Linked DNA regions of Homo sapiens: all the other regions are linked to region 7. The links are chromatin contacts, found by Hi-C or POLR2A ChIA-PET in ENCODE. All regions are on one chromosome and are shown on one strand. Each heading gives the region's core, a stretch centred on a gene start or an enhancer-like site at or near the end of the contact. The rest is flanking DNA. Distances are from core to core; before and after follow the strand shown.

Region 1 (3,846 bases), core at 713-3,212, 1.4 Mb after region 7:
CTTCCGTAGTGCAAACCGCGAAGGCCCACGTGCAAGGAGAGCCTCACGCGCGAGAGCCGCCCGGGCTCGTGGGGTGCAGCCGCGCGTCAGGAACGTGTGCCCTGGCCCAGCCCACTGGCCTCTTGGGGCGGTGAAATCTGCGGGGGTCGAGTGCCTGGGCTCACTGGTGGTCCAGACAAGCGCAAGCAGGGGGACAAACCCCCAACTTCTAACCTCAAAGAAATGCAAATTAAAAGGAGAGATGAGAGATTCTTCCCTCCCCCACCCCTCCTTTTAGGATTGGCAAAGATTAAAATAATCCATAATCGGAGACAGGGCCCCGCTTGCACGCGCGGGTGGCAGTGGAAGTTGGTAAACTTTTCGGCATGGTAGCTTGGCCTGTGTCACCAAAATGTCGCACGTGCCTGGTTGCTTCCCCTCCAGGGATCTATCCTACAGGATAATCAGGAGCTCCAGGAGGTACATCGACGGCCAACGCAGCTTTTATTTATACCTGCAATGGTGGGGTGGGGGGCGGGGAGGAGGCCCTAATTGTCCAATGGGGGCCGCGTAAATGGATCACAGCATAGTCAAAGGAAATCTTATGCAGCCTTGGGAAGGCCGGTGGTCATCTCCGTCCCCCAGCAGAGACCTGTCTACGACGTAAGCCAAGTGAAAACAAAACAGCCTTACAGACAGCTTGCATCCTAGCCTTCCTTTAAAACAGCGAGCCCGGGAACCGCAGGGAGAGTTAACTGCAGCGGTGGTGGGGGGCGGGATCAAAGGAGAACTTTCATTTTCTCTTCTAAATTCTTCTGCGGTAACAACTAAATGATACAGAAAGAAGGATGGTTGCAAACATGGATTTTTTCATAACTAGAAGAAGTGGTCGAACTTAAAAAGAGCAGGGTTCATAAAAGAGGTTTAAAAGAGTCTTTGTTCATAACATCGGTGCATTTATGGAGCACCTGCTGTATGCAGAGCCGCCAGCTCGCGCCTGGAAGCATTGCGGGCAAAGATAGGGGAGGGGTGGCTCCCGGTCAGGAAGACCCCCTTGGCCCTCCTGTTACGCTTGGGGCCCCTCTCCCTCCCCCTCAACCCCCTGGGTCCCCTGCAGCTGCGCTCGCCCTAGACTCCTGGGACCGGTGGATGTTCAGTTCCCGCTCCCGGCCCCTCTCCCGAGCTCCAGCACAAGGGTCTCTCGGTCGCTCTGCCCTGGCCTCCAGCTACTCCTCTCCCAGCACCTATTATGTTCTTGACGCTGGAAGAATTATTTTAGTAAATCTCACCAAAGCCCCCCAAGTGAGGCATTTTTATCCTAGCTAGATGAGGAGGAGCCACGCTGCCTCTGGATCGCGATGACTGCCACTCGTGGTATAAGGTCTGATTTGGGGCATGGGCTGTGGAATCAGATCTGGACCCAATGTCCGATCTATCACTTCCCCGCGCTTTTTTTTTTAGAGACGGGGTCTCGCTACGTTGCCCAGGCTGGCCTCGAACTCCTGGCTTCAAGCGACTTCCCGCCTCCCGAGTAGCTGGGATTACAGGCGCGCCCCACCACTCCCTGTGGATCGGTTGCTTCTCAGCTCGGTGATGTGGGGTAACTTATTTCCTGGCCCGCGACCCTTGTCTGCATGAAAGAGTCAGGGGTGAATACCATCAGGGGGTGCCTGGAGCATTACACGGGGCAATGCCGATAGATAAGTCGCGAGGATCAGCCAGGCACGGAGCTAAGCGATTTTATGCGCACGGCCTCCACGAGATGGCTCGTTTTACGGATGAGGAAACTGAGGCTCGGAGGGTGAGGAATCTCGTCCTAGACCCCATTCCGGCAGAGGTCGAGGACGCGAGCACCCGCTCGAGCCTCAGTTTCCCTCCCCTCCTAGCCCCGCGGACGCCCCGCCCCGCCGAGGCCCCGGGCCCGCCCTCCGCGCGCCGGGAGTCACCCGCCTGCAGGCGCCGCAGCCGGACCCGCCTCAGCCAATCCGCTGCTGCCGGCGTCGGGTGCGCTCGGCCTCGCCCGCGGCCCTCCTTCCCCGGCTCCCGCTCGCCGCTCGTTCACTCCACCGCCGCCGCCGCCGCCGCCGCTGCCGCTGCCGCTGCCGCACCTCCGTAGCTGACTCGGTGAGGCCCGGTCGCCCGCGGTGGGGAGGGTGGCGGGGCGGCCCTGCGGGCTGCGGGGGCCGGGGACGGGCGGGGCGCGGGGCTGCCGGGAACCGGACCGGGTGGGGGACGCCGCCGGAACCGGGGCGCCGAGAGGAACCCCGGTATTCCCCCCGGACGGCGGGGTTGTGGAGATCCTGAACCCAGAAAGAGGCCGGGGCTCCCCATGTTCCCCAGGGGATTGGGTCTGAGGGTCCACCGGGGGTCGGTCCATCCGCAGGCGGGTCCCGTGCGGCCGCGGGAGGGATGCTCGGCCCTCCGGACTTGGCTGGACGCCTCCGGCCCGGGGCCAGCGGGGCCACCGGCTCCCTTGTCTCCCACTCCTTAATCCGCCCTGGACTGGATTGAGTCTGAGGGTCTGCCCAGGGGTCGGTCAGCCTGCGGGTGGCCGCGGGAGGGATGCTGGACGCTCTGGATGCTTTCCAGGATGCCTTCGCCCGGGGCCAGTAGGGCCTCCGGCTCCTGTCCCTGCCCATCCCACCCTGGCTCTGGAGAGGATTGGGTCTGGGGGTCCGCCCGTGGGTTGGTCACCTACGGGCAGGTGCAGTGCGGCTGAGGGAGGGGTGCTCGGCCCTCGGGATTCGGCAGGGCGCCGCTGACCCCATCCCAGCGTCCGTCTCCCCGGTCCCCCTCCCCATGCCCGCCCTCGCGGTGCAGCCGTCGGGACACGCCCTTGGCGCAGGGACTCCAGGCGCGGTCCGAGCGCTGCCGTGAGCAGGATGAGGGTGCCGGGCCCAGTGCCTGCTTGGGAGCGCCCCGCAGCCTCTCCCGTGCAGCGCTGGGTCAAGGGCGGGTGGGCGCGGAGCATGTGCCCAAGGTCGTGCCGGGCTGGGAGCGGCGGGGCCGCGGGAGGGTGGGGGTGTCACGTGGCCGTGCCCTGGCGAACTTGGCCTGCGAGCCCGACGGTGCGGTCAGGGCCACGCGGGGCAGCCCCTTCTCGGAGCCACCGCCGCGGCCAGCCAACAGCCGGCTTCTTTCGGTTTGTCAGGAGAGGCCATGGGTCAGCGTCTTTATAATGTAAATCCGCCCTTGGCTTTCGTTAAAGCCGCAGAACTCAAAGATGAGGGCCGATCTTACTTTAAAAAAAGAAAACAACTCAGAGAGTTAAAAATCCCAACTACCTACCAGGTTAAATACATAACAAAGTTAATATTCCCAACTCGGCACAGGCTTTCGGTTCCTCTCGGCTCCGTGTGTTATAAAATATTTAAGGGCAGATTTTAGTAGGAAGCTGGTAACTTTGTAAGTTACCGAATAAAATGAAAATCGGTTTTACCTTTTGCAACGTTGTATTTTGTTACACCATTTTCTTCCACAGGTGTCCGGTTTCTGGTCATTCCAGATATGCAAGCATGTTTATTTCATTCTAAGCCACAAACCAAGTGAATAAAAAATGGCTGAGCACTGGTCTTCTATTTATGCCAGGAAGCACCCCCACCCCCGGGCCTTTCCAAATTCTTTAAGGCGACTCTGACCGAGTGAACGTAGCAATAAATTGAGGACATAAGTGTCGCTGAGAATGCACACCGCTGAGGCCAGCGAACATCCAGCTGTCAGTTGGTCTGGGGACTATCAGCATTCGCAGCTGGTTCTTTGGATTGGTTTTGCCTCAATACCAAGAGCCTGTGGACTGCTTTTCGCATGTAAATTACTGGTTTCCTTCCTGTGAAGCATTGCTAGCCTAGACCTTGCACTTGAACCCTA
Region 2 (3,912 bases), core at 125-2,624, 1.3 Mb after region 7:
TGCCTGACAGCAAATCGGGCTACACTGTGTCACCCCGGGGCAAGTTACTTAACCCCTCTCTGTCTCCATCTCCTTAGACGGAAAATGACAGTAACAGAAACCTACACTGCGGCCGGGCACGGTGGCTCACGCCTGTAATCCCAACACTTTGGGAGGCCAAGGCGGGCAGACCACGAGGTCAGGAGATCGAGACCATCCTGGCCAACATGGTGAAACCCTGTCTCTACTAAAAATACAAAAAATTAGCAGGACGTGGTGGCGCGCCTGTAGTCCCAGCCACTCAGGAGGCTGAGGCAGGAGAATCGCTTGAACCCGGGAGATGGAAGCTGCAGTAAGCCGAGATCGTGCCACTGCACTCCAGCCTGGGCGACAGAGAGAGACTCTGTCTAAAAAAAAAAAAAAGAAAAAGAAAAAAAAGAAACTTACACTGTAGGGTTGGCATGGGATGAGGTGTAAAAGAATTAACGCATGGAAAGTACGTAAGTGTTAGCTCTGATTGTTTTGGACAAGTAAATAGTCCCATTCGGAAACAAGCCCGGCTCTCACATGGCTCCCCACACCTCTCAGGACGGCTCCCCACCCTACTCCGCACCCACCAGCTTAACTCCAATTTTCCTTCAGGCACCACTCCCTCCTTGAAGCCACCATGACCCTCCCCAGGGAAGGGCCTTCCTCCTCCAGGCTCTTTCCCCGCGACACGCACGCAGCCGGCCCTGGACGCACTGGAGGGGAAGGGACTCTCTGCTTATGCCCAGCCCGCCGCTGGCCGGATCGGGGGCAGCCAGTGCACCTGACTCATGCTGCCGGGGCCTGACTGAGAATGGGCGCAAACCATGTTTACTGAATGAATAAGGGAAAGGGCTGCTAACTCGCTGCGGGTGGAACTGGGGTCGGGGCCAGGGCCCAGGAGTGTAAGCTTAGTGGGGGGTCTCGGGTCGGGAAATCAAAGTGCTTCTTAAGGGTCCCCAAACGGAACGCGCTGCCCAGGAAGTGATGAGACTGACAACTCGGGAGGTGGCCAAGCAGGGGACGGACGATCCCTGCCCCTGACTCGAAGGGTCGGAGACGAAATTCCCGCCCCAGACTATGAGGCCGAGCCCCTCGGAGACTCTGCCCGGGACACGGCGGGACCGACCGCGAGGGAGCGGCGCCGGCGGCCTCCCGTACCTGCGCTCCTCCACCTCCGCGTCTCTCTCAAGCTCCAGCAGGTCCAGTTGCTTGGTCACGAAGCTCTCCACAGCTGCCGAGGCCATCGCCGCCGCCGGCCTGGGCCCCTAGAAGCCGACGTCCCGCTTCTGCGCCGGGCCGGTGTTACAGCGGACCGGTGTTCCCCGCCGGGCCCGTGCGTTACGCACGCGGTTCGCGTCGTTTCCGTTTCCGGCCGAGGCTGCGGCCATGGCAGCATCTTCCCTGACGGTCACCTTAGGGCGGCTGGCGTCCGCGTGCAGCCACAGCATCCTGAGACCTTCGGGGCCCGGAGCAGGTGAGACCTGGGATATGGGAGGAAGGGAGGACGCAGAGCGAGCGCTGCTCCCTGCGGTCTCGCCACGTATGTGCCTGGGTCCGACCTGGTGCCTTGTGTGTTGATCGCATTTGTGGTGAATATAGCACGGGTTTTGGAGTCGGGGGAACCCAGGTTCAGATTTTGATTCCTTCAGTTAGTAGCCTGAATACTGACAATAGCCCTTGAACTTTGGTATAGGCCCTATGTTATGGGGGAGAAGAGTGAGGCTCAGAGGAGCTAGGTAACGTGCCCAGGGTCACACAGCGGGGAAGTGGAAGAAGAGTACTTCAGGCGCAGTCATTTCGGCTCCAAAGCCTGTGCTTGAACCACTGCCCCCAGGCTGCGAGCTGGTCTGAAAAATGGTGATGGATATCCTCGCCTAATCTGAACTCATTCTGCAAAAGAAACAGCCGTATTTAAGGCGCTGGGCTGATACGAGGCTCCAAAAAGGTTATGTCCGTTAAAAACTCTATAAATCTCTGCTTGAAAATGGTTGGAGTGTGTATTTGTGTGCATGAGTGTTTATGTATGTTTTAAACCTGGGTTTCATGTCTCACCATGACCCCCAAAAATGGAAAACTGGATCTAACTCTATATTGGACGATATTAAAAGAATAGTACCATAATTCCCAAAACTTGGAAGCAACCCAGATGTCCTTCAGGAGATGAATGGTTACATAAACTGTAGGACATCCATACAGTAGAATATTATGCAGCAATAAAAAGAAATGAGTCATGAAGAGACATGGAGGAAACTTACATACATGTTACTAAGTAAAAGAAGCCAACCTGAAAAGGGGACATCTTGTATGTTTCCCACTATGACATTCTGGAAAAGGCAAATCTAAGGAGACAGTAAAAAGTTACATGGGGGGTAAGAGGATTGGGGGAGAAAAGGATAAATAGGTGGAGCTCAGAGGATTTTTAGGGCAGTGAAACTATTCTGTATGATATAATGGTAGATACATGTCATTATAAGTTTGTCCAAATCCATAGAATGTACACTACCAAGGGTGAACCCCTAATGTAGACTATGGACTTTGGATAACAATGATGTGTCAATGTAGGTTCATCAATTGTAAAGATTGTACCACTCTGGTGAGGGATGTTGATAGGAAGCTGTGGGCACATGGACAGGGGACATATGGGAACTCTCTGTACCTTCCACTCAATTTTGGTGTGAAACTAAAACTGTGCTAAAAAATAAAGTCTATTAAGAAATTAATAATAATCACAGAGTTGGGCCAGAGGCAATGTAGATGCCAAAATTGGCCATGAGTTGGTAACTGTTGAACCTGGAAAGGGATAATTGAGAGAGTTCACTATTCTGTTCTCTTTACTTTTGTATGCTTGACATTTTCCATAATAAAACTTAGGTTTAAGTAGGCAGGAAAGTTTTTACAAAAGCAGTGGGACTTACTCCATTCTACCTACCTACATGAAACCACCCCTCCAATGCTATGTTCAAGTACAGACTCACGCATTAGGAGAGAAAGACACACAGTGAAGCGAGTAGAGACAAGGTGACCAAAACAGTGAGCAGCTGGGGCCTTGAAGAGTGAGCAAAGGAGACGTGATGGAAGTACACAGTCACAGTCTCTAGGACTACCTAAAGGAAATCCTGTGGGAGAGGAAGGAGACTGTTTGTTCCCTGGGGACCCAAAAACAAAGCTAGAAGCAAATTAGGTACAGAAGCCTGCTAAGTTTTTAATAGTGGGATGGATTTGCCAATGGGTTGACTGAGTAGTGTGCGAGAGAAGAGTCAAAACTGATGGAGGTTTGGGGCCTGAGCAACTGGGAGGATGAAGTTGCCCTCATGTGAGAGGGAGGAGTGTGGGAGAAGCAGGCATGGGAAGAAATGAGGAGCCTCTGGAGGTGTGAGGTGCTCGTCAGACACGAGTGGCTAAGGCAGATAGATAGGTGGGTATGCAAAACCAGGAGAGAAGCCCTGGCTGGAGGTGTAAACTTGGGAGTCACCAGCACATTGGGGGTGTTTAAATCCATCGGACTGGATGCAGTCACCAGAGGAATGGCCATGGGCGGAGAGGAGGTCAAGGCCAAGGGTTGAGCCCCGGATGCCCAAATGGGAGAGGAGAGGAGAAAGCAGCCGAGGAGATGCAAATGGGGAGCTGGTGCTAATGGGTGAACTTTAAAAAGGTGGTTTTTATGGTGTGTAAATTATAGCTGAGTTTCTTTAAAAGTGGTTATTGAGAAACTGTTCTCTGCTTTTTACACCTAAGCACTTATTTTGATCCCCTGTCTTCTCAGTAGATTGAATGTCTTTGTTTCCTGGTGTATTCCTGGTGTATGCGTTATCTACGGTTACATCAGAAATTACCCCAAAACTTAGCAGCTTAAAACATTTATTAACTCACACCAGTTCTGAGAGCCAGGAACACAGAAGCAGC
Region 3 (3,779 bases), core at 339-2,838, 1.9 Mb before region 7:
CTGCAGTTCAAGTTACCAGCCCCAGGGACGAGCTTGAGCTGCCTCCTACCCTTCAGGAACCTCAAAAGATTTACAGAACCTCAGGGTCTTGATTTGAGGGGTTATAAGAGGTATGAGATCTGGTGACTTCTCCAATACTTTGGATCAGAAGATGGGGCATGGGGTGAGCCAAGGTGATGGGGTGACTGTAACATGCTCATTGATATGCAAGTTTTCTGTAAGCAAGGCCATGCCTTGGGCTACAGGGAAGAGTCAGAACCTGTCACTGTGCTCCAGGAACTCCCAAGTTTGGTAGGTGAGACTGACCCAGGAACAGAGAATACAATATAGTGTGATCACTATTGGATGTTCCATGACTACAGGGACTTTGGCTGTTTTGTGAACTGCTGCATATCCAGATATAACAATGTGTGGCACATAGTAGACGCTCAGCAAATATTTGTTGATTCAATAAATGCATGAATTAACACTGGATGAGGATTAAGCATAGGGAGCTGGGCATGTCCAGAGAATGGAGTCAGAGAAGGTAATCAGGAGGACATTGTACTGAGTCTCGAAGACAGTAAAGACAGTAGGCAGACCAGGCTGCATGTACAAAGTCCAGTAGATCAATCAGGAAACTACATTATTTCTCTATGTCCAGTGAAACACATTGCTGACCCCTCCACCCCTCACCCCAGAACATGCAGTGGGAGAGGTGTCAGGCTCTTGTTATGTCAGACGGGTAATGTGCCAAAACAAGATTTGAGGGTGGCACATTTGATACATGCTGGTGAACACCCAATCACACGCTCATGAACAACAAATGGATCACTATACAATCTTGGACGGACTTGGACCTGTGTTCAGGGCCCAAGGGAAGACATGGAGCGGGGGTTAGGAAAAGAGAACTGATGGTCAGCTTTGTGCGTTCGATTACAATGGGTGCTGTTAAAAAAGGCAGAATTAAAGATAAAAGCCTGAAAGCAGAGAGGTCAGTGAGGTGGCTTCTATCTCCTCTACCAGGATTTATCTCCGCTGCGCGTCAGCATGTGAAGGTAGTATAAGGTCCCTTCTTCCTGTAAGTCGCAGATCCCCAGCCCAGGTGGAGAATACACCCTCTGTGTATTCACCCCCAGCCCAGCTGGGCGATACACCCTCTGTGTTCCCCGACTAGGTACTGGTCATCTGGATCATCTGTGTGTGTGCACCCAGACCGTACGATCTGGAGCATCAGGCCTGGATCCCAGTCGCCCCTCGCATGGCATTTAGAAGAGTATATCACAAGGGCATACGAGGGCATTTGGTACGAGTTCGCTCAATGGCCCAGAAAAGTGGCCTAGTGGCCACGAGAACGCATAACACAATTCACGATGGCCACTACTGCCAGTTTAGAGACTGGAAAGATGAAGTCATGTGATCCGCCCCGCCCTTTCCCCGCATCACGTGCTTGCGTGTACGGTTACGCCTTCCCATTGGTTGACAACGATCACGCGCTAGCGGGCGGGACCGGAAGCCGGGGTATTGACTGAGGCGGCCAAGCGGCTCCGGGACAGGGGGTACGGGGGGTGGGGGCGGGTGGTTGCCTGCGGGAGGCCGCCGCGGGTCATGTGACCGGAAGGGCTCCTCACGGACGCCGTCCCTCCTCGGCGCGGCCTGAGCGCCCGGCCCGACCCCGGCCATGGGGTGCTGCTACAGCAGCGAGAACGAGGACTCGGACCAGGTGCGGCCGCGGCAGGCGGGGCTCGGGAATGAGGGCTAAGACACTGGGGCATGGGGCCCAGAAAGAAACCTGCGGAGGACGGGCAGCCGGACTGCAGGGCTCACTGAATACGGAGGCCTGGAGGGGACAGATTACAGAGGAGACGCCAAGCCGGGCTCCTACCCCTGTTAAAGCCCCAGATTTCTACACAGTCCCCGCCTCGGGGTGTGCAGGCAGCCGCCTGTCCGGCTCGCTCCCACCACTTCCGTTTGCTCCTACCTTCAAAACTTTTCAGATTCAAGGATCCTCAGTCTAGGTCCCCGGGAAACACTCCCTTCCCCAGCTTCCTGTGTCTTCTGTGTATTAGTGGGCTTTGCGAATCCATTTTAGGGGTGGGTAAGCTGAGGCCCTGAGTTAGTCTGTCCTGAGATGAATCAGGAATTCGTGTATCGTCTTAGTCCCTGGGGTTGCAGAAGGAAGGTCGCTGCTAGTCTAGGGCCAGGGGACGACTCTGGAAGTTGGTGGCCTTTGAATTGGCCAATGAAGGATTTAATCGATACAGTGAGGACATCGGGACATGTGGGAAATTGTCTGGGAAGCAACAAAGAGGATTTAGCTTTGGCTAGATTGTGGGAAAAGAGAAATGGAGCGGGAAGTTCATTTGGTTCTGAGTTTGGCTTGCCTCAGTGCAGTCTGCCTGGGGCCTGAGGGTTCCTTTAGCTGGAGACATGCCTATTCTGAGAATTTGGCTGTAGATCTGATACCTTTGGAGAAAGGGTTAGGCTGGGGAGACCTGTACAGTTTTAAATTCTCCCTCTTCCTCTTAGTGCATTCTCACTTCTCCCCACACTCTAATCCCTGCCCTGCCTGGCCTGACATTCAAGGATGAAGTCTCAAGTTGCTGTCTACTCTCCTTTTTTGATCGTCTCTAAGCCCGGATTCTACATTTGAACATATAGTAGACCTGAGAGAGTAGAAAGGTTTCAGGTAGCTCACGGTCTAATGGGGAAGATGGTCACAAAAATAGATTATATCACTGGTACTTGGGAAGTAGTTCGTTCTTCAGTGAACGTATTTTGGATTAAGGGCTTAAGCCTAGGAAAATGTCGTTTGTATGGGAAGCAAGGGTGGCTTCTGGTTCTCAATTCTCCATACACCCAATGAACACATATTTCCTTTGCCCTGTGTTAGGCATGTGTTGTGCCTAATACCTCTCACTTCACTTCCACCTTTTTGAGAAAGAGACAACAATAACCCTGCCTACTGGGAGAGCTGTAGCCTAGTGGGAAATTGTCCCTTAAAGCATAATATGGACTCTTGCAGGGAATGAGTCAAGAAGGATTAATGCCGTATGAGAAAGGATACAAGCTTCTACTTGGAAGGGAGAGCTGGGCCTGCTGCTCTCCTGAATCTCTACCTTCTCCTTGGGGGGCTCTCATTTCTGTTCCTAACACCCAGAGAAGGTGCTTAATCACTGCTGGGTGATTTGAGGCCTCATGTAGCAAGGGCCATAACCATCCACCATCCCACAGTCCCTCTTTGAGTTCTTGGGCAGGCCCCTCTCCGACTCTCATCTCTGTCTCTTTATCATAATAAAAAATATACAACACGTTACAGTTTACAAAGGGCCTTCACAGTTATCTAATTTGACTCTTGCCAGACATCCGTCATATTAGTGTGGGTTATGTCTATTGAAAGGTGAGGAAGAAGTTCAGAGAAGCTAAGTGATTTGGCCAAGCTGAGAAGTGCTAGTGCCCAGGTGTTCTGACGCTAGGCCATGTACTTTATCCATGGGGCCAAGCTGTCTCAGCCATGCCCCTAGACCAGGTGGCCAGTCACGGGCAGGCTGCTATGTCTGTGCTAAGGTAGACAGTGAAACCCTGCCTCTTGGGTTACACTAATGCAGAGACAAACCTTGATGTGACAAACCTAACCCATGCTCCACTCGCACTTTGGGAGTGGGGTGATGTTTGTCTGCTCTGAAGTAGGTAGCATGGCCTCTTCTTTAAGTCTGGGTTTCAAGAAAATAACCTTGTTGTTCACTTGATCTTAGCTGAAGGCTGAGAAGTGATCAGCCAACCTTCTTCTTGAAGAACCC
Region 4 (3,925 bases), core at 1,235-3,734, 1.2 Mb before region 7:
AGTAAGTACTCAAAGGATGGTAGATACATGTCATATGAAAAAAGAAGCCAATTTGAAGGGGCTCCCGTTAGCTAAATACAGGACAATACAGTAAGGATCATAACTCGGTCAGCTAAATCCATTAGGGCATACTGATAAAAAATAAATCAAAGAGGAAATCCCTACAGAAGAATGCTTGCTAATAAATAATTTATTAATAAATGTTGAGGGAATGATAAAATTAGAAAATTAACACTTTGTCCCAAGAAATAAGGGATTCAGGCAAGATTCCTCATTAAATGCTAGTTCACTGGGTGAAAGGTCATTTGGGAACAGCATATTTACAGTCTCAAAGTATCACTGCACCAATTACTCATTAATAACAAAAGGAAAAATGGAGACTTCTGGCAGAAACCACGGAGCCCCACTATCAATCATGGAGCACAGTGATATGTTGTCTTAAAAAAGAAAATTTTAGGACTCTTGAAATTTATTAGGTCAACTTGGGCAACAGAGCAAGATCCTGTCTTTAAATAAATAAATAAAAATAAATAAATTTATTATGTCAAGAGGGAAGTTAAGTCCTAGAAACTGGGTCACATAGCATGTTTGTAATTTTGTCTTTTAGATTATAGGCTGTTTTTCTTTATCATTCATGTTTTATAAATGACTAGGAGAGACCACAGACCAGGCCTGCTCCCCTTTTAATTACTGATCTTTATTATAGATTGTCTCTTATTATCCCGTACTTAGACCAGACTCCTACATCTTCAGTGTAAAATGTTAAATATACCTTCCACCTAAAAAAGACCACCTCAGCTGGTCAGATTATAACTTTATGCATAAAAAGATGTTAAAATTCTGTTAAACTTCCCTAAAATTTGTCTACATAAATGATCCCAAACATCTACAGTTCAAAATACTGATTTCCATTCTTTAAAATCTGTGCTTCCCAGGCAGCCTGTCCTCAAACTTTATACACTTAAATAAACTCTCTTTAAGCTAAATTCTGACCTGTTTGGTTATTTCAGGTTGACAGCCTTCTAACAAGATAAAACATGCTCTATGTAGTATATTATCCTGCCAAAAAAAGTGCATAGCCTGAATGCACAGTGTGGCTCCCTGATTAGATCCTGGGGTTTAAAAAAGGGCTGTAGGGCAGAGCTTCACACCTGTAGTCCCAGCACTGTAGGAGGCCACAGTGGGTGGATCGCTTGAGCCCAGGAGTTCGAGACCAGCTTGGGGAACATAGTGAGACCCCCCCCCCCACCCATCTCTACCAAAAAAAAAATAGCGTGTGGTGGTGTGCTCTTGTAGTCCCAGCTACTCAGGAGGGTGAGGGAAGAGAATCGCTTGAGCCCAGCAGTTCAAGGCTGCAGTGAGCTGTGATCGTGCCACTACACTCCAGCCTGTGTGACAGAGACCCCCGTCTTAACAAAGCAAAACAAAACAACAATAACAAAAGGGCTGTAAAGGGCATTATTGGGACAACCGCGGGAAACTGGAGATGGAAAATAGATAACAGCATTGAACTGATGTGGTCATTGTATTTTGGTAATATAGGAGGTTCTTGTTCTTAAGGAGTTGGATACCGAAGTATTTGGGAGGGGGGTATCACGGTATCTGCAGCTAATGGTGGGGGCTGAGTGGGGAGGAAAAAAGAAAAATACACATATATAAACACAGAGGGAGAGAAATGAAACGTGGCCAGCTGCTCACCCCTGCTGAACCTAGGAATCTGCGTGCTCACTTTACGTTCAACTTGTTTGTATGCTGAACATTTTTCAAAACAAAAAGGTGCAGGGAAAAAAGAAAACATGATGTCTCTCTGAGGGCCACAGAGACGTGGCAACCAGATCGCTCTGACAGTAAGGCCTGTTACCCGAGCTGTTGGGTGTGGGGTCAGCAGACACCTTCAGCTGCCCCCTCCTCCAGGGCTGCCTCGCCCCAGGTCATGCCCTCGCAACGTGGCCCGTGCGTCCGGCTCGCACTGTGGCTCAGCTTCTCCCTTTGCCCAGTCCTGCTGCTCCCTCCCCTCCCGTCCTCGCACAGGTGTGCCCCCCTAATAAGCAGGCCACCCAGACTCCATCTCGGGTCACTTTGGCGGTCTCCCAGCGGCGAGCCTTCCCTGACACCCATGTGTTTACCTGATCGTTTATGGAGGATCCTCTTCGCCCCGGGACGTGAGCCCTAGGACCAAGAACTGTGTCTGTTTTGCTCCTTGCGGTGCACCGGCGCCTGGACATACGCTCCATCAATGTGCGTCGCGAGCCGCTGAAGCCCCATTTGCCGAGGGGGAAACTGAGGCACGATGATCCAGGTGATGAGCCTGGCGCGTTCTCCGCGCGGCCCACGTGGCCACTCCGCCACGCCCCACCCCCAGCTGGTCAGCTGGGATCCCGAAGAAGCGCCAGAGGCTGCGCCCACCCACTAGGGCCCGGGCGGGCCGGTGGGGCGGCAGGGCGGGGCCTGGGCCGTCAATCTCGAGTCCGGCCGCTGCCGAATGGCGGGCGCGGTGGGCCCGGAGTCAGCTCAGGCTCCTCGACCAATCACGGGGCGCGGAGCCGCCGGGCGTGCAGGGTCCGCCTCCGATTGGCAGGCAATCGCTGACATCATCCGGGGGCGGGCGCCCCTGCCCTGCGGGTGACTCCGACCCCTGGCTAGAGGGTAGGCGGCGTGGAGCAGCGCGCGCAAGCGAGGCCAGGGGAAGGTGGGCGCAGGTGAGGGGCCGAGGTGTGCGCAGGTGAGTGGCCAAGGTGTGCGCAGGTGAGGCCAGGGGAAGGTGTGCGCAGTGGGGGGCGCTTGCCCAGGTGAGCAGGTGCCCACTCACAGGGCGAGGGTGGGGTCAGGGGTAGGGGGCGTGCGCGCAGGTGGGGAGAGGGTCCAGCTCACAGGCGAGGGGCCGCTGGGGCTCCGGGGAGGCGGGGCGGAGGCGTGGATAGTCCCCCTCCCCCACGAGCCGGCGTCTGAGGGATGCTCTGTCCCCGCGCTGTCTGGAGCTTCCCCGGGCGAAGGCTGCCTGGCTCCGGGGTCGGCTCCTGGCCCCATGCCGCGCTCCGCGGCGGCTCTTTCTCCTGCCCCACCTGTTGTTCGCCTCCCTCTTTGTCAGTGCTGAGCCAGGCACAGCAGCTTTGCGATGGGACTGGCTTGTCCGCCGTCCTCCCTGACATGCGGCTGTTGAAGCCCTGAGCACTGGACCTTCTGCCTCTTGCTTGACTCCTACTGTGGGCCTTGAGCTTCTGCCCTCTCCTGAAATGTCAGCTGCCTGCGGTCTTATTCATTTTTGTGTTCCTTGCAGGACTTTAGCCGGTTGAGAAGGATCAAGCAGGCATTTGGAGCACAGGTGTCTAGAAACTTTTAAGGGGCCGGTTCAAGAAGGAAAAGTTCCCTTCTGCTGTGAAACTATTTGGCAAGAGGCTGGAGGTAAGTGTATCTCAGTGCCCTGGATCGTGGGCGCAGGCTATGGCTTCACAGCGTTGAAAGTACAGACAGACTGGTCCACCAGCTCTCGAGTGCCAACGACTGTCTGTGCCTCTTATGAGTAAAATACAACATACCAGGGCACCTCCCCTTTGTCTGTTCCCAGCCGTCTATTGGGAAGGATGTTACTTAGATGTTTATTGCACAACTCAATGCTTGTGGCTAAAGAGCTGACTCCTGGGTGAATGAACTCTGTAATAAGCTAAAAGTACTTCTTTGGTCTTGTTTTAATCCCTTTTGACAACATTCTCCCAGTGGCTTTTTCACACTTTAGTTCTGAGGTTACACATCCCCTGACCCTTTTGCAATTTCCCAGTGTTTTACATAATTGATAATGTTGGTACCAGGCATTGTCCCCTTGTAGCTTATCCATGGCTTGGGGCAAGACGAATGCCACCCCATTCTACTTAGCCTTCCTGTAAGGCAAGTGTGCATGTGGGTGGTCTGGATTAACACCAGTCAGTGT
Region 5 (4,153 bases), core at 1,164-3,663, 1.5 Mb after region 7:
TGAAGGGGAAGCAAGAAACCTGTTACATGGCAGCAGAGGAGAGAGAGTGAGGGGGAATTGCCGAACACTTTTAAGCCATCAGATCTTGTGAGAACTCACTTCTTATTGCAAGAACAGCGTAGGGGAACCGCCTCCTTGATCCAATCACCTCCCACCAGGCCCCTCCCTTGACACAGAGGGATTACAATTCAAGATGAGATTTGGGTGGGGACACAGAGCCAAACCATATCACAGAGGAAAAAGAGAACAAGCCAACCAGTTGAAGGATTTTAAGTGTTCTGAGGCAACTAAGAGGATCATTGGGAGGGGGTGGTAGCTGGCAGGGAGGTTGACCCACTTAGAGTGGGTTGAGCTGAGACCTGAGAGACTCGACGGAGCCAGCCCGGCCAGTGCAGCAGGGCAGCAAGCATCTAGGAGCAGCAGGTGCAGAGCCTCCAGGCTTGATTGCAACCCGTGGGTGACCCCCACAGGTGGCTGTGTATGCCTGGCATGATGCTACTCAGTAGACGTCTGATTCTGATTAGTAAACGAATGAACGGTGCAACCTTGTGGGTTACTCTCTCGCTTGGGCCACTCAAGCTATGCATAATTCTTGGGCTCTTCGATTTATTATTTTTATTATTTTTTCTGCTTCTGTGAGTGTTTTTTGTTGTTGTTGTTTTTGTTTGTTTGATTTTTGAGATGGAGTTTCAATCTTTTTGCCCAGGCTAAAGTACAATGGTGCAATCTCAGCTCACTGCAACCTCCGCCTCCCAGGTTCAAGCAATTCTCCTGCCTCAGCCTCACAAATAGCTGGGATTGCAGGTGTGCACCACCATGCCTAGCTAATTTTGTATTTTTAGTAGAGACAGGGTTTCACCATGTTAGTCAGGCTGGTCTTGAACTCCTGACTTTAAGTGATCTGACCACCTTGGCCTCCCAGAGTGCTGGGATTACAGGCATGAGCCACCACGCCCAGCCCCAGGCAAAATTTTCTTGATTTTTGAATGTTAAATGTACAACTAAATAGTACACGGTGTTGCTGTGCCTTGGGTACTACCCTTTAAAAATTTAGAAAAGTATTTAATTTTTAAAAGTGAGATTAGAAAGCTGATGTTTTACATTCTTTATTTTTACCAAAACAGTACCTGAGTAGACAGTACCTGAGGCTGTCTCCCCAGCACCCACTCCCACCAGTCCCTCTACACCCTTTGCAGTTTTCGCCATCACTTGAATTAAACTTTCACCTCCTCTTGATTAAACAGTGATATCTATTGACTCCTTAAAGATGAAATAGCTCATTCCCCACCCAAAATTTGAGACTTTCATTGTATTTGTGAGTTTTTTTTTTTTTTTCTGAGAGGGAGCCTTTCTCTGTTGGTCAGGCTGGAGTACAGTGACACAATCTCAGCTCACTGCAACCCCCATCTCCCAGGTTCAAGCCTCAGCCTTCTATGTAGCTGGGACTACAGGCGTGCGCCACTACGCCCAGCTAGTTTTTGTATTTTTTAGTAGAGACGGAGTTTCACTATATGTTGGCCAGGCTGGTCTCGAACTCCTGACCTCAGGTGATCCACCCGCCTCGGCCTCCCAAAGTGCTGGGATTACAGACGTGAGCCACCACGCCCAGCCGTATTTGTTACTTCTATTTCGGGACCAACTCCATCAGTTGCACCTGTAAGCTGCGTCACCAAGGACCGGGAGTGGGTGCAAGGCTGGGAACGTGCGGTGCAAGCCCCTGCCCTCTGTCCACCCGCAGCGTCCCAGGCCGGGATCTGTCTTGAGAGCTCGAGTGTAGAAAAATGTTTTATTTTATTTTATTTATTTTTTTGAGACGGAGTCTAGCTCTGTGGCACAGGCTGGAGTGCAGTGGCGGGATCTCGGCTCACTGCAACCTCCACCTCCCGGGCTCAAGCGATTCTCCTGCCTCAGCCTTCCAAGTAGCTGGGATTACAGGCGCGTGCCACCACGGCCAGCTAATTTTTGTATTTTTAGTAGAGACGGGGTTTCACCATGTTGCCCAGGCTGGTTTTGAACTCCTGACCTCAAGTAATCCGCCTGCCTCGGCCTCCCAAAGTGCTGGGACTACAGGCGTGAGCAACCACGCCTGGCCAGAAAAATATAACTGAAGCCCAAGGTCAGAAGCCAAGCTAGGCAGTCCCACTTAGCGCTGCCCGAGTTGATGGGGACCTCAGTTTCCCCACCTGAGCCTGGATCGGCTGAACCTGGGAGTGCCTCCCCTGACCCGCTCTGGCAACAGCGGCAGTCCAGGCCCCGCCCCTCGCGACTCTGTCTCCTCCCGCCCCAGACCACGCCCACCACACCTCCCTGGCCCCGCCTTTACCTCCCCGCCCCGACCTCGACTCCGCCCCACGCCCAGGCCCCGCCCACTGCCCGGGCGCCTCTTCCCCTCCCCCCAGGTTCCTGTCCCTCACCCTTCCCCCTTCTCCAACCGCCAACGGCCGCCTGCGCCTGAGGCCCGGCCCACGCCCCATCCCGCTCGCTCCACGCTGCGGCAGCCCCGGCGGCCCCAGGTGCGTCCCTCCGAGGAGGAATGACGGGGCGGTCCCCGGGCTGGGCCTCGGCTCTGCAGGCGGGGATGGGGGCTGCCGGGCCGGGTCGGGCCCCTGCGGGTGGGCGGAGGGCGGCGGGCCGTGGGCGAGGCCGCCCCTCACCTGGTCGCACCTCACCTGGCCCCCCCTCCCCTGGCTGCTCCTCACCTGACCCCCTCCTCGGCCGCCCCTCACCTGGCCCCCTCCCCTGGGCGCCCCTCACCTGACCCCCACCCCGGCCGGCCCCTCTCCTGGCCGCCCCTTACCTGGTCGCCCCTCCCCTGACTCCCTCCCCTGGTCGCTCCTCACCTGGCCGCCCCTCACCTGGCCCCCTCCCCTGGCCGCCCCTCCCCTGGTCGCCCCTCCCGTGACCCCCTCCCCGGCCGCCCCTCCCCTGGTCGCCGCTCACCTGACCGCCTCCCCTGGTCGCTCCTCACCTGGCCGCCCCTCACCTGGCCGCCCCTCACCTAATCGCCCCTCATCTGGTCGCCCCTCCCCTGACCCCCTCACCTGGTCGCCCTTCCCCGGGCCCCTCACCTGGCCCTCCCTCACCAGGCCGCCCCCTCCCCTAGCCGCCCCTCACCTGGTCCCCTCCCCTGGCCGCCCCTCCCTTGGCTGCCCCTCCCTTGGCTGTCCCCTTTCCTGGCCGCCCCTCCCCTCGTCCTCTCCTCTGGCTGCCTCTCACCTGGCCGCGTGTTGCAGGTGCGCGGCCCCCGCCATCCCGCCCCGCCGCCCTGCGCCATGGAGGAGGGCCCTCTGCCGGGCGGGCTGCCCAGCCCCGAGGATGCGATGGTGACGGAGCTCTTAAGCCCCGAGGGTCCGTTCGCTTCGGAGAACATCGGCCTGAAGGCCCCCGTGAAGTACGAGGAGGACGAGTTCCACGTCTTCAAAGAAGCGTACCTGGGCCCGGCGGACCCCAAGGAACCCGTCCTGCACGCGTTCAACCCCGCGCTGGGCGCCGACTGCAAGGGCCAGGTCAAGGCGAAGCTCGCGGGGGGCGACAGCGACGGCGGGGAGCTCCTCGGGGAGTACCCCGGGATCCCAGAGCTCAGCGCGCTGGAGGACGTCGCGCTCCTGCAGGCCCCGCAGCCGCCCGCCTGCAACGTGCACTTCCTGTCCTCGCTGCTACCCGCGCACCGCAGCCCGGCGGTGTTGCCCCTGGGCGCCTGGGTCCTGGAAGGAGCCTCCCACCCGGGCGTCCGCATGATCCCAGTAAGAACCGCCTGGGGAATGGGCACAGCTCCCCCTCCATCCCTTCCCCAACCCATCTGAGGCTGCTAGTGTACCCCAGGATTTCCCTCTACAAGCATTTTCCCTGGTGACACCACACACAGCCCACCGGAGTCACTGATTCTCGGTAGAGCGTATACTCTTTGTCGTCTTCCTAATCCAACATGCATCGGCCCAGCCAAGCCCTTTCCCCTGGAGGGAATTCTGCCCTGCACCAGTCGTCCAAAGCTGACCTAACCATGCAGACGGCGGACAACAAAAAAAGGGGGAAAGCTAGGACGTAGGTTCCCTTGGGCCCTGTTGCTATCCTTGGCTTAAGGAGAGAGGCCCGCTGTCTGCTGGTAACTATTGTCTGTGAAAACAAACGCAATGTGGTGGAGGGTTGGCGTGTT
Region 6 (3,806 bases), core at 1,193-3,692, 1.7 Mb after region 7:
TTTCACATGTTGGCCTGGTCTCGAACTCCTGACCTTAAGTGATCCGCCAGCCTCGGCCTCCCAAAGTGCTGGGATTACAGGCGTGAGCCACTGCGCCCGGCCAAAGCTTTATCTTAAAAAGCTAGGCAACCTCATCCTGTCAATGTTACTTCTATTCATTTTCTGCTCAGCTATGGTCTGATTCTCAAATTCTCAATTAGTTCATTGAAACTAACAACTTTTTGCTTGTTGACTTTGCTTTGCTATACTTTACACAAAGGCTAGAGTTCTAAACCGAAAACAATCTTCTTCCTGTCCTTAAGTTCCACCAGCAAGATACTCATCTCTACTTAAGACTGAGTCCATCAAAACACACATCTCCAATACAGCAAACCAAGTCCCAAGTAAACACAACAATACCAGGGGAAGGTGCACGCAAGGTTTCGAGCACCATGGAGGAGAGTATCGGGCAAGCGGTAAAGGATTGTGAGTTTATTTCTGACTGAGTGCAGGCATTTTGTTCAATGTTCTAGACTCCCTGACCAGACATGCTGAAGTGGAGAATACCTTCCAAAGTATCCCTCCAGGACAAAAGCTATTTCCCAAACTATCTTTGCTGAAGAATACTGCAATCCACGGCACCCTTACAGTTTTCAGTAACAAGGAGGACTTACACTAAGAAACCCTAGTTACTGATTCGGGTGGCAGTCACCCAGAAACTAGTATCCAAAAGCACATGAGGAACAAAGCCCGACTTAAGCTTGTGATGGGCTTTTCTGTATTTAACCATCTCTTTAAACATTATGAGGCGCTACTACTCATTAATTACTCCGGTAAATGTTCCTAATTTAAGGAATGGTCAAAAACCCTGTCCTGAAAAAATTAAAATAACTTATAGTTTTACTTTTTCAGCCCAACTGAGTCTTACACAGAGCTTTCTAAAGGCAGTCACCAAGAGTCGGGACTCAAATGCTCATCTGACTTCCCAATAGTACCTAAACATTTAAAAATCAAATTTAAATTAAACAATAATAGCCATTAACTAGCCTAACCACTAATCAGCCACTGAGGTGACTGTATGTGCCAGGCACAGCTCTAGCTGTTTTACATGTATTAGGGCAATTATCCTGACAAACTTATGGCTGGGACACTTATTATTATTCCCATACTACAGAGAAAAAAAAAGAGAAGCTGGGTAACTTGCCCAAGGTCACAGAGCTAAAAAGTGGTCACTGACTCCACTCCACAGTGAGGAAAACCCAACCACCACCATAACTGGGTCTCATACACTTGCTACTTGAGGCACAGTTCGGTGGTTGGAAACCTGGAGTCCCTGTCCCCCTTGAAGCCTATCTGCAACATGACCTTGAGGACAAAATCAAAGTAAACGTCCCACGAATAAAGGACACCACCCCGTCAACAAGTGCTGCGAGGATGAAAGGGAACGCCTGTCAAGCACCCCCTCCCATAAAAGCAAAACAGACCCAAAGCCCCACAGAGAAAACGTGAAGTACCAGGAAAATGACATTAAGTCACGCGGTTGAAACGTCAGGGCACGGAGGTACATCCAAAGACCCATCCCGTTCACCTATAATTAAAAAGTCTAAATTGTGATCACAGCCAGCAGGACCTCAACAGGAAACACCTCCAAGTAAACAGTGAATGGGCTTCTTTAAGAGGGAGGGACTTCAAGCCACAAGAAGGACCACCCACCCCCCCCACCCCCGGCTCAAATACACCAGGGAGGCATTCGAGACAGTTTACATACAAGCCACCTCACAGGAGTTAAAAAGCCACTGGGAAGGGTACTGGGAGCCTCGGAACTGGCTGGTGTGGATCCCGATGACTCTGCGGCGAATTAACAGAAACCCACAAAACTTGTTTCCCGAAGAGCAGAGTCCAACAATGGTCTTCGCGACTCTTGACGGCGAGTTGCTGCCTCAACTTGACGCGCTCCCCGAGGCCCCCGGGAGGCCCAGCGGGAGCGGAGACCGGGCGCGGGCCGGGCGGGGGGCGAGACTGCGGGCCGCGGCCGGCGGGCGGGAAGGCTGGAGCCAGAGCCGGGTCAGGGGCGCGCCTCGCCCGCCCGCCGCGCCAGGCCGCGAACGTCAACGAGGCACAAAGTCGCCGCCCCGACCGCGTCCCGCTCCCGGCGCCCGTCCTGGCGGGGCCCCCGGCTAACAGGAGCGGACGGGGAGCGGCCGGGAAGGACTCGGCGCCGCGCCTCCCGGGCCCGCGGAGCGACGAATTCCGGGGGGGGAGGGGAGAGGGGCCGGGACGTTCCCTCCCTGAGCCGCTGAGGCCAGGTGGAGGGGCCCCGCGCCTGCCCGCGCGCCTCGCACACCCCGCGCCGCGGCCTGCTCCGGCGCCTCCCCTACCCCCATTACCTGGAGGTGCCCACGACCCGCCGCTAGTTGCGCTCAGGCGGGAAACGCGCTCACCGACACCATCAGCGAAGCGCCCAAAATGGCGGACGTATCAAGCAGGCCTTGAGTTCCCCCCCGCCCGCCCTCTGGCCGCCTCTCAGCCAATCGCGGCCCTGCCCCCGCCCCCAGCTCCAGGCTCATTGGCCCCTCTCTCCCGCCCCCTACTACCTATTGGATCGCCTAGCGGCTCCTTTGACTACATTCCGATTGGCCCGCAAGCCTCGTCAGTCAAGCGCGAGGGGCGCATTCTTTTCCCATGGACTTGACGGATCCGGAACCTCTAGGACCCCGGAGCCTGAGAAACAAATCAGAAACGGGGAGAAACCTGGCTGGGACCCCCTACGCCGTAGCAACAGCAGGTCCTCCGCTTGACGGACGCTTCGGACCACCAATCCGAGTGGCCAATGCTTTTTAAAACTAAATTGAGCCAAGCCCATCATGGCCGTGGAGCCGGAGCCGTGAGGGATCCAATAGGGTGGCGAGCTGGCCGGGCGGGGCGGGGGCGGCGGGGGACACCGGTGGTGACGTGAGCCACAATATGCGCCGGCTGCAAAGGTTAGGCCGGGCTAGGGAATCAGCTTAAGTGGAGGAGCGTTCGTTTAGTATGTGAGAGGTAACGGGATCGATGCCTGCATTCTCCACAGGGGAATTTTTATCAGAATGATTTCCCATTGCGATCTCTTTACCTGAAAGAGGTGGCTGTCCTCGTAGCGGGGTCAAGGTGAGGGATCGCGGAATATCCCTACCTGTGACGCACCGCCAAGAGATAAGTGCCCTTGTCCTGGGAGAAGGACTTAGACGAGAACTTTTGGGGTTTGGTTTTGTTTGAGACGGAGTTTCCCTGTTGTCCCCCAGGCTGGAGTGCAGTGGTGCGACCTCAGCTCATTGCAACCTCCGCCTCCCAGGTTCAAGCAGTTCTGTCTCAGCCTCCCGTGTAGCTGGGATTACAAGTGCACGCCACCATGCCCGGCTAATTTTTGTATTTTTAGAAGAGACGGGTGTTTCACCATGTTGGCCAGGCTGGTCTCGAACTCCTGACCTCAGGTGATCCGCCCACCTCAGCCTCCCAAAGTGCAGGGGTTATAGGGGTGAGCCACCGCGCCTGGCCTGGGGTCTTTTTTGAGACAAGGTCTTGCTCTGTTGTCCAGGCTGGAGTGCAGTGGGGTGATCATGACTCACTGCAGCCTCCACCTCCTGGGCTCAAGCAGTCCCCCCACCTCAGCCTCCCGAGTAGCTGGGACCATAGGCACGCACCACTGGGCCCCGCTAATTTAATTTTTTTGTAGAGACAGGGTTTCCCTGTGCACACGAGCTTCTAAATGCTCCCCCGGGCTTCCCGTTCCCCGCCATATCTGTGCCTCCCAGGTAGGACCGAGGTCCCGGACATCAGGACCCCCGCCC
Region 7 (4,148 bases), core at 1,597-4,096:
CACACAGGTCTGGGAAGGAAAGAACAGAACGGTTTACCATAGGTTTGGAGACAAGCGACCCCACAATCCTCCCTAGGGCTTTTCAGCACAGACGCCAAGTGCTGAGTGGACAGAGGTGCCTACACGAGGTCCTCTGTAGAGGCTAGAGTCGCCTGGCAGCAAAGGGGCTGCACCAAATGCCCAAGAGTGGCCTGATTCCACCTCAGCCAAACCCCCTGCTCTCTAATACTGTCCTAGGAGGCGTGGCCCACTGAAGACTCAAGTGCCAAAGGAAGTTGTAGTGGAGCTACCTACTTAGAGCAGGAGACACTGAGGGAGGGGCTGGGGAGTTGTGGGAGGGAAGAAAATAGGGTTGATCCCACATCCTGCCCTACAGCAGGCTGAACGATGTCACCCCAAGGTATGTTCACGTGAAATTGCTGAAACCATGAATGTTCTTTGGAAAAAGCATCTTTGCAAAGGTAAGCTGAGGGTCTTGAGAGGAGATCATCCTGGATGACCTGGATGCACCAATGATAGGTATCCTTGCAGGAGACACACAGGGAAGGCCGTGTGAGCCTGGAGTGAAGCGGCCACAAGTCAAAGAATGCCTGGAGCCACCACAAAGCGGACGAGACCCGGAAGGAGCCTCCCCAACAGCATTCCGAGGGTGTGCCGGTCTGTGGCACCCTGCTTATTCAGATTTCTGGCCTCCAGATTGAGGGGGTAGATTTCTATTGCTTCAGGCCACCAGATTTGTGATCATTTGTTATGGCAATCACAGGAAACTAGTAGGCACTCCAATTGTTATTTAGAAAGCTGCCCCGAGTGACCACCAGTCTTCAGTCCCTGGCTACCATACTCCTCATCTGCTGACGTCACCACTGAGATCAGGGAGCTGGTCACAAGACCATAAAAGGCCGCTTCTGGAATGTGAAGAGAGGAAAGGAGAGGCAGGACAGGGTGCTGCTTGGACTACTGGCAATTCTGAGACACCGTTGGCAGGTGTACCAGCTCCCGCAGCTCTGACAGCCCTGTGGGCTGGGCACTGTGTTACCATGACTGTACAGATGAGGAAATTGAGGCACAGGGAAGCTAATGGACATTCCTGAGATCGTGTAGCTAGACGATGGCAGAGCCATGTTCTGAAACCCTAAGAGTGTGGTGCCAGAGTCGACCCTTAACCGCTATGCTGAACTTCTGGGGAGGAAGGCAGAGTCGCCCGCTACCAACCTGTCCATACCCACCGCTCACCTTCTGGTGTACTTTTCCCAGCACACAGTAACTACATGACGATATAAATAAAACCAAGCACACATACATCTCAAATGTCAGCTATGTTTCGTAGACCGCCTTTAAAATGCAATTTATCAGTGTTTTTCCAGACATTAAATATCCATAAAACCCGATTTTTCTACGTCCTGTTTTGTTTGTTCAGTACTGATTTTTTTTAAAATCTGGACTTGACTGCTCTCAGGCAGAGAGCTGTTCTGTCCATCCTGTCCCCAACAGGCACCAGTCTTTACAGAGTGAAACCCATGGTGACACATTTAGGCCCTATCTGATTGGTGACTGAATGGCTGATTCCAAGCTACAGCTTGAAGCCTCTGAGAGGCGTCCCCAGAGCACTCCCAAGCCTCTCCCGACTCTGAGAACAAGGGGGGTAGGGCTGAGAAACTCTGCTGTACTCAGGGTTTCTTTTTTATCCTGGAAGCTGCTGCAATCCACAGGCGAGGGTGGAGAGGGAGTGACCGAGAGCAGGACAGGAAGCCACTCCACAATGAACTTGACCAGAGAGGCAGTGTAGTGGCTAACACTACCCATCCGGAGGCCGGACTGCTTGGCTCAAGCCTAGCTCCGTCAGTTATCGGCTGCGCATTTCGACAAAGCCACTTAACCTGTGAGCCACAGTCCTGTCCTCTGTAAAATGGGAACAGTGATAGCTAACAGTATCTAAGCCACAGGGCTACTGCGAAAATTGTATTTGGCAGTTACAAGGGTAAGCGGCACACTGTAAGCCCCTGGGTAGGAGTTACTGAATGCTAGTATTACTCTCAGACAGCCGTGAAAAGCATATTCCGAGACAGAAAGGAAATGATGCGAGGCAGGCTCACCCAACCTCTGCCCCTCCCCCACACCTTCTCTGACTCATCTTTTCTTCAGTGAGTTTTCTAATTTACCCGGGCAGAAGTGGGTGGAGGAAAAAGGACTGTGCGTGTCCACGCCCTGCAACCTCGAATAAGTTAACTTTTCTGCGTTTCTGGCTCTCCCATCTGCAAAACCAGGGCTGTACGGAGAAAACCCACGCAAATCAAACCCGGCAAAGGGGAGGCGCCTGGAGGCCAACCGGAGGAGCCTCGCAGCACCTACAGCCGGGCGACCAGGCCCTGGCTCCCCCGGCCCGGCCCCGCGCCCACCTTCTTCCCCAGGCGCGGCCCCGGCCGCCGCCCCCGCCTCGAAGTCGTCGACGCGCCGCAGCAGGTCGTGGCGCCGCAGGGAGGCGAGCAGCTCGCGCAGGAGCTCGGTGTGCCCGGGCTCCAGGTCGTTCTGCTCCAGCAGCATGGAGAAGAGGTCTAGGCCGCTCTGCACGCGCTCCAGCTTGCGCTTGCCCACGCGCCCGAGGCATAGGAACTTGAGCTCGGTCAGCTCGCTGCTCGACAGGCTGGACGACACCGAGTGCAGCAGCACCAGGAACGGGTCCATGGCGGGGTCTGCAAGCGGCCGGGGCTGCGGCCCGGCCCTCCGTGCGCCCTCTGTCCTCGGCTCGCTGGCCCTGGCCAGGTCTCGCCGCTTGCCCAGCGGCCCAAGGATTCCACCCCCGAACCTGCACTCCGGTGCCTGATTCACTACAGGAAATCGACAAGAGCGCGTTTTCGACCGTTATCTCGCGAAAACTAAGGGACCCGCGCATGCGTCCCTAGCGAAGCCGCAGCCGTTTCCGCCCTGGCTGGCGGCGCCGCGGACGGGCGCGGCTTCTGCGCCTGCGCCCGGCGTATCGTCTCTTTTCCGGGTGGGAGGTGGGGCCTTGGGTGTCCTGAGAGCCTGCAGGTGGCCCAGCTCTCTGCGGTGAGGGCGGTCGCGCCTCTGCCGAGTCCACCTGTTTGCAAAGCGCGGTGCGGCCCTACTGTGTGCAGGGCCGGGGCGGGGAGGGCGCAGCCCGAACGTCACGTGCCCTCACATCTGTTGGTGACCAAGGTTACTTATGCATTAACGTTTAGGGACAAACGTGGAAAATGCATTCTTTGGTGCCCCTGGAGACATCTTGTGTGTGCAGAAAACACTACTCAGAAGTTTATGTGCGTTTAAACATGTGATTTAAATAATACATGATTTCCAAAGTAGCAGTCGTTTATTCAATCAACAGTATTGAGCGCCTACTGTGCCAGGTAGTAGGGTCTGGGGACAAATTAGTGAGCGAAGCGCGAGGGTCCCCGCGTGCCCGGAGTTTACATCATAATTACAAAAGCGACACGCTCCAGAAGAGAAGGTCGTGGCGGCCGTGGTGGCTCAGCCTGCAATGCCCGCACTTTGGGAGGCTGAGGCAGGATTGATTGAGACAAGGGGTTCGAGACCAGCCTGGGTAACATAGTGAGACCCCGTCTCTATTAAAAAATAAAAATAAGGAAAAATAAGGAAATCGTATAGTATGCCAGAAATTCAGAAGAGCCAGGGGAAAGGGAGTCTCTTCACGGGGTGGGCGTGTGGAGGGTGGGGGGCCCGGTGGTCTGATGGGGCCTCTGTAAAGGCGCAGGTGAAGGCTGGGAGGGGCCGGGTACCTAGGTGTGGGGGGAAGAGCTGGGCACACGGAGAACAGAAGAGCAGAGCACAGGGGACGGCTGGGGTTCCAGGAGCAGCAATGCCGTGGGTCTGGAGGTGAGGAGGGGGTGCAGATTAGGAGAGCCCTCACCAGCCAACAAGGACCCAGCTTTACCACAGGGTGGGGCAGGGGCTGATGCCAGCTGAGTTTGTTTTCTTGAGATATAATTCACATACCATTCAATTCACCCTTTTAAAGTTATACTTCAGTGGTTTTTAGTGTAGTCACAAGGTTGTGCAACCCTTACTGCTGTCTAACTTTAGGACATTTTCATCACCCCAAGAAGAAACCCATTAGCATGTACTCCTCCCCTCCCCCACCAACCACGAATCTACTTTTTTTTTCTTTCTTT

What was found. A loop is a pair of places that touch in the nucleus more often than their neighbours do. ChIA-PET counts read pairs that join two places held with the same protein, here RNA polymerase II (POLR2A). Pooled maps may share reads with other maps.
Region 1: a loop to region 7 is called in a map of CD8-positive, alpha-beta T cell, with 13 times the contacts of the local background. The contact joins the promoter of CPT1A here to the promoter of FADD in region 7. A Hi-C loop is called at or near these places in 2 of 168 maps with a recorded cell type or tissue (CD8-positive, alpha-beta T cell and naive thymus-derived CD4-positive, alpha-beta T cell), 3 of 37 single-sample maps with no recorded cell type and 13 of 50 pooled maps. POLR2A ChIA-PET finds 5 or more read pairs at or near these places in 1 of 52 experiments (GM12878).
Region 2: a map of dorsolateral prefrontal cortex shows a loop between it and region 7 (4-fold over the local background). The contact joins the promoter of MRPL21 here to the promoter of FADD in region 7. A Hi-C loop is called at or near these places in 3 of 168 maps with a recorded cell type or tissue (CD14-positive monocyte, CD4-positive, alpha-beta T cell and dorsolateral prefrontal cortex) and 10 of 50 pooled maps.
Region 3: a loop to region 7 is called in a pooled map, with 9 times the contacts of the local background. The contact joins the promoter of LAMTOR1 here to the promoter of FADD in region 7. A Hi-C loop is called at or near these places in 1 of 168 maps with a recorded cell type or tissue (naive thymus-derived CD4-positive, alpha-beta T cell) and 7 of 50 pooled maps. POLR2A ChIA-PET finds 5 or more read pairs at or near these places in 1 of 52 experiments (WTC11).
Region 4: a map of B cell shows a loop between it and region 7 (16-fold over the local background). The contact joins the promoter of DHCR7-DT here to the promoter of FADD in region 7. A Hi-C loop is called at or near these places in 6 of 168 maps with a recorded cell type or tissue (B cell, CD4-positive, alpha-beta T cell, CD4-positive, alpha-beta memory T cell and 3 more), 4 of 37 single-sample maps with no recorded cell type and 15 of 50 pooled maps. POLR2A ChIA-PET finds 5 or more read pairs at or near these places in 1 of 52 experiments (activated CD4-positive, alpha-beta T cell).
Region 5: a pooled map shows a loop between it and region 7 (16-fold over the local background). The contact joins the promoter of TESMIN here to the promoter of FADD in region 7. A Hi-C loop is called at or near these places in 7 of 50 pooled maps. POLR2A ChIA-PET finds 5 or more read pairs at or near these places in 2 of 52 experiments (WTC11 and activated naive CD4-positive, alpha-beta T cell).
Region 6: a map of CD8-positive, alpha-beta T cell shows a loop between it and region 7 (12-fold over the local background). The contact joins the promoter of PPP6R3 here to the promoter of FADD in region 7. A Hi-C loop is called at or near these places in 1 of 168 maps with a recorded cell type or tissue (CD8-positive, alpha-beta T cell) and 8 of 50 pooled maps. POLR2A ChIA-PET finds 5 or more read pairs at or near these places in 1 of 52 experiments (BJ).

Annotation. Positions count from the first base shown.
Region 1 is chr11:68,840,032-68,843,877 of GRCh38, reverse strand. CPT1A (carnitine palmitoyltransferase 1A) reads left to right here and starts at 1,962. Exons shown (of 19, transcript NM_001876.4): 1 at 1,962-2,103. RefSeq lists enhancers at 1-140, 181-320, 1,043-1,568, 3,777-3,846 and silencers at 1,714-2,073, 2,094-2,143, 2,354-2,433, 2,694-2,793, 2,844-3,123.
Region 2 is chr11:68,901,294-68,905,205 of GRCh38, reverse strand. MRPL21 (mitochondrial ribosomal protein L21) reads left to right here and starts at 1,374. Exons shown (of 7, transcript NM_181514.2): 1 at 1,374-1,483. The coding sequence starts at 1,396. It overlaps IGHMBP2 (immunoglobulin mu DNA binding protein 2), which reads right to left and starts at 1,315. Exons shown (of 15, transcript NM_002180.3): 1 at 1,168-1,315. The coding sequence starts at 1,253. RefSeq lists enhancers at 833-892, 1,223-1,342, 774-1,501.
Region 3 is chr11:72,101,106-72,104,884 of GRCh38, reverse strand. It overlaps LAMTOR1 (late endosomal/lysosomal adaptor, MAPK and MTOR activator 1), which reads left to right and starts at 1,588. Exons shown (of 5, transcript NM_017907.3): 1 at 1,588-1,702. The coding sequence starts at 1,661. The region is part of intron 5 of LRTOMT (leucine rich transmembrane and O-methyltransferase domain containing); the gene reads right to left. It also overlaps the pseudogene LOC124902837. RefSeq lists enhancers at 502-1,022, 1,803-1,882 and a silencer at 1,433-1,702.
Region 4 is chr11:71,447,087-71,451,011 of GRCh38, reverse strand. DHCR7-DT (DHCR7 divergent transcript) reads right to left here and starts at 2,484. Exons shown (of 2, transcript NR_186309.1): 1 at 2,127-2,484. It overlaps DHCR7 (7-dehydrocholesterol reductase), which reads left to right and starts at 2,619. Exons shown (of 9, transcript NM_001360.3): 1 at 2,619-2,722; 2 at 3,278-3,402. RefSeq lists an enhancer at 2,086-2,587 and a silencer at 2,313-2,952.
Region 5 is chr11:68,749,780-68,753,932 of GRCh38, reverse strand. It overlaps TESMIN (testis expressed metallothionein like protein), which reads left to right and starts at 2,413. Exons shown (of 10, transcript NM_004923.3): 1 at 2,413-2,513; 2 at 3,234-3,743. The coding sequence starts at 3,273. RefSeq lists silencers at 2,181-2,300, 2,311-2,600 and an enhancer at 2,301-3,286.
Region 6 is chr11:68,459,388-68,463,193 of GRCh38, reverse strand. PPP6R3 (protein phosphatase 6 regulatory subunit 3) reads right to left here and starts at 2,442. Exons shown (of 24, transcript NM_001164161.2): 1 at 2,367-2,442. RefSeq lists silencers at 1,982-2,091, 2,142-2,191, 2,202-2,571, 2,882-3,031 and an enhancer at 2,712-2,771.
Region 7 is chr11:70,201,994-70,206,141 of GRCh38, reverse strand. FADD (Fas associated via death domain) reads right to left here and starts at 2,846. Exons shown (of 2, transcript NM_003824.4): 1 at 2,397-2,846; 2 at 1-9. The coding sequence starts at 2,682. RefSeq lists silencers at 2,116-2,307, 2,357-2,436.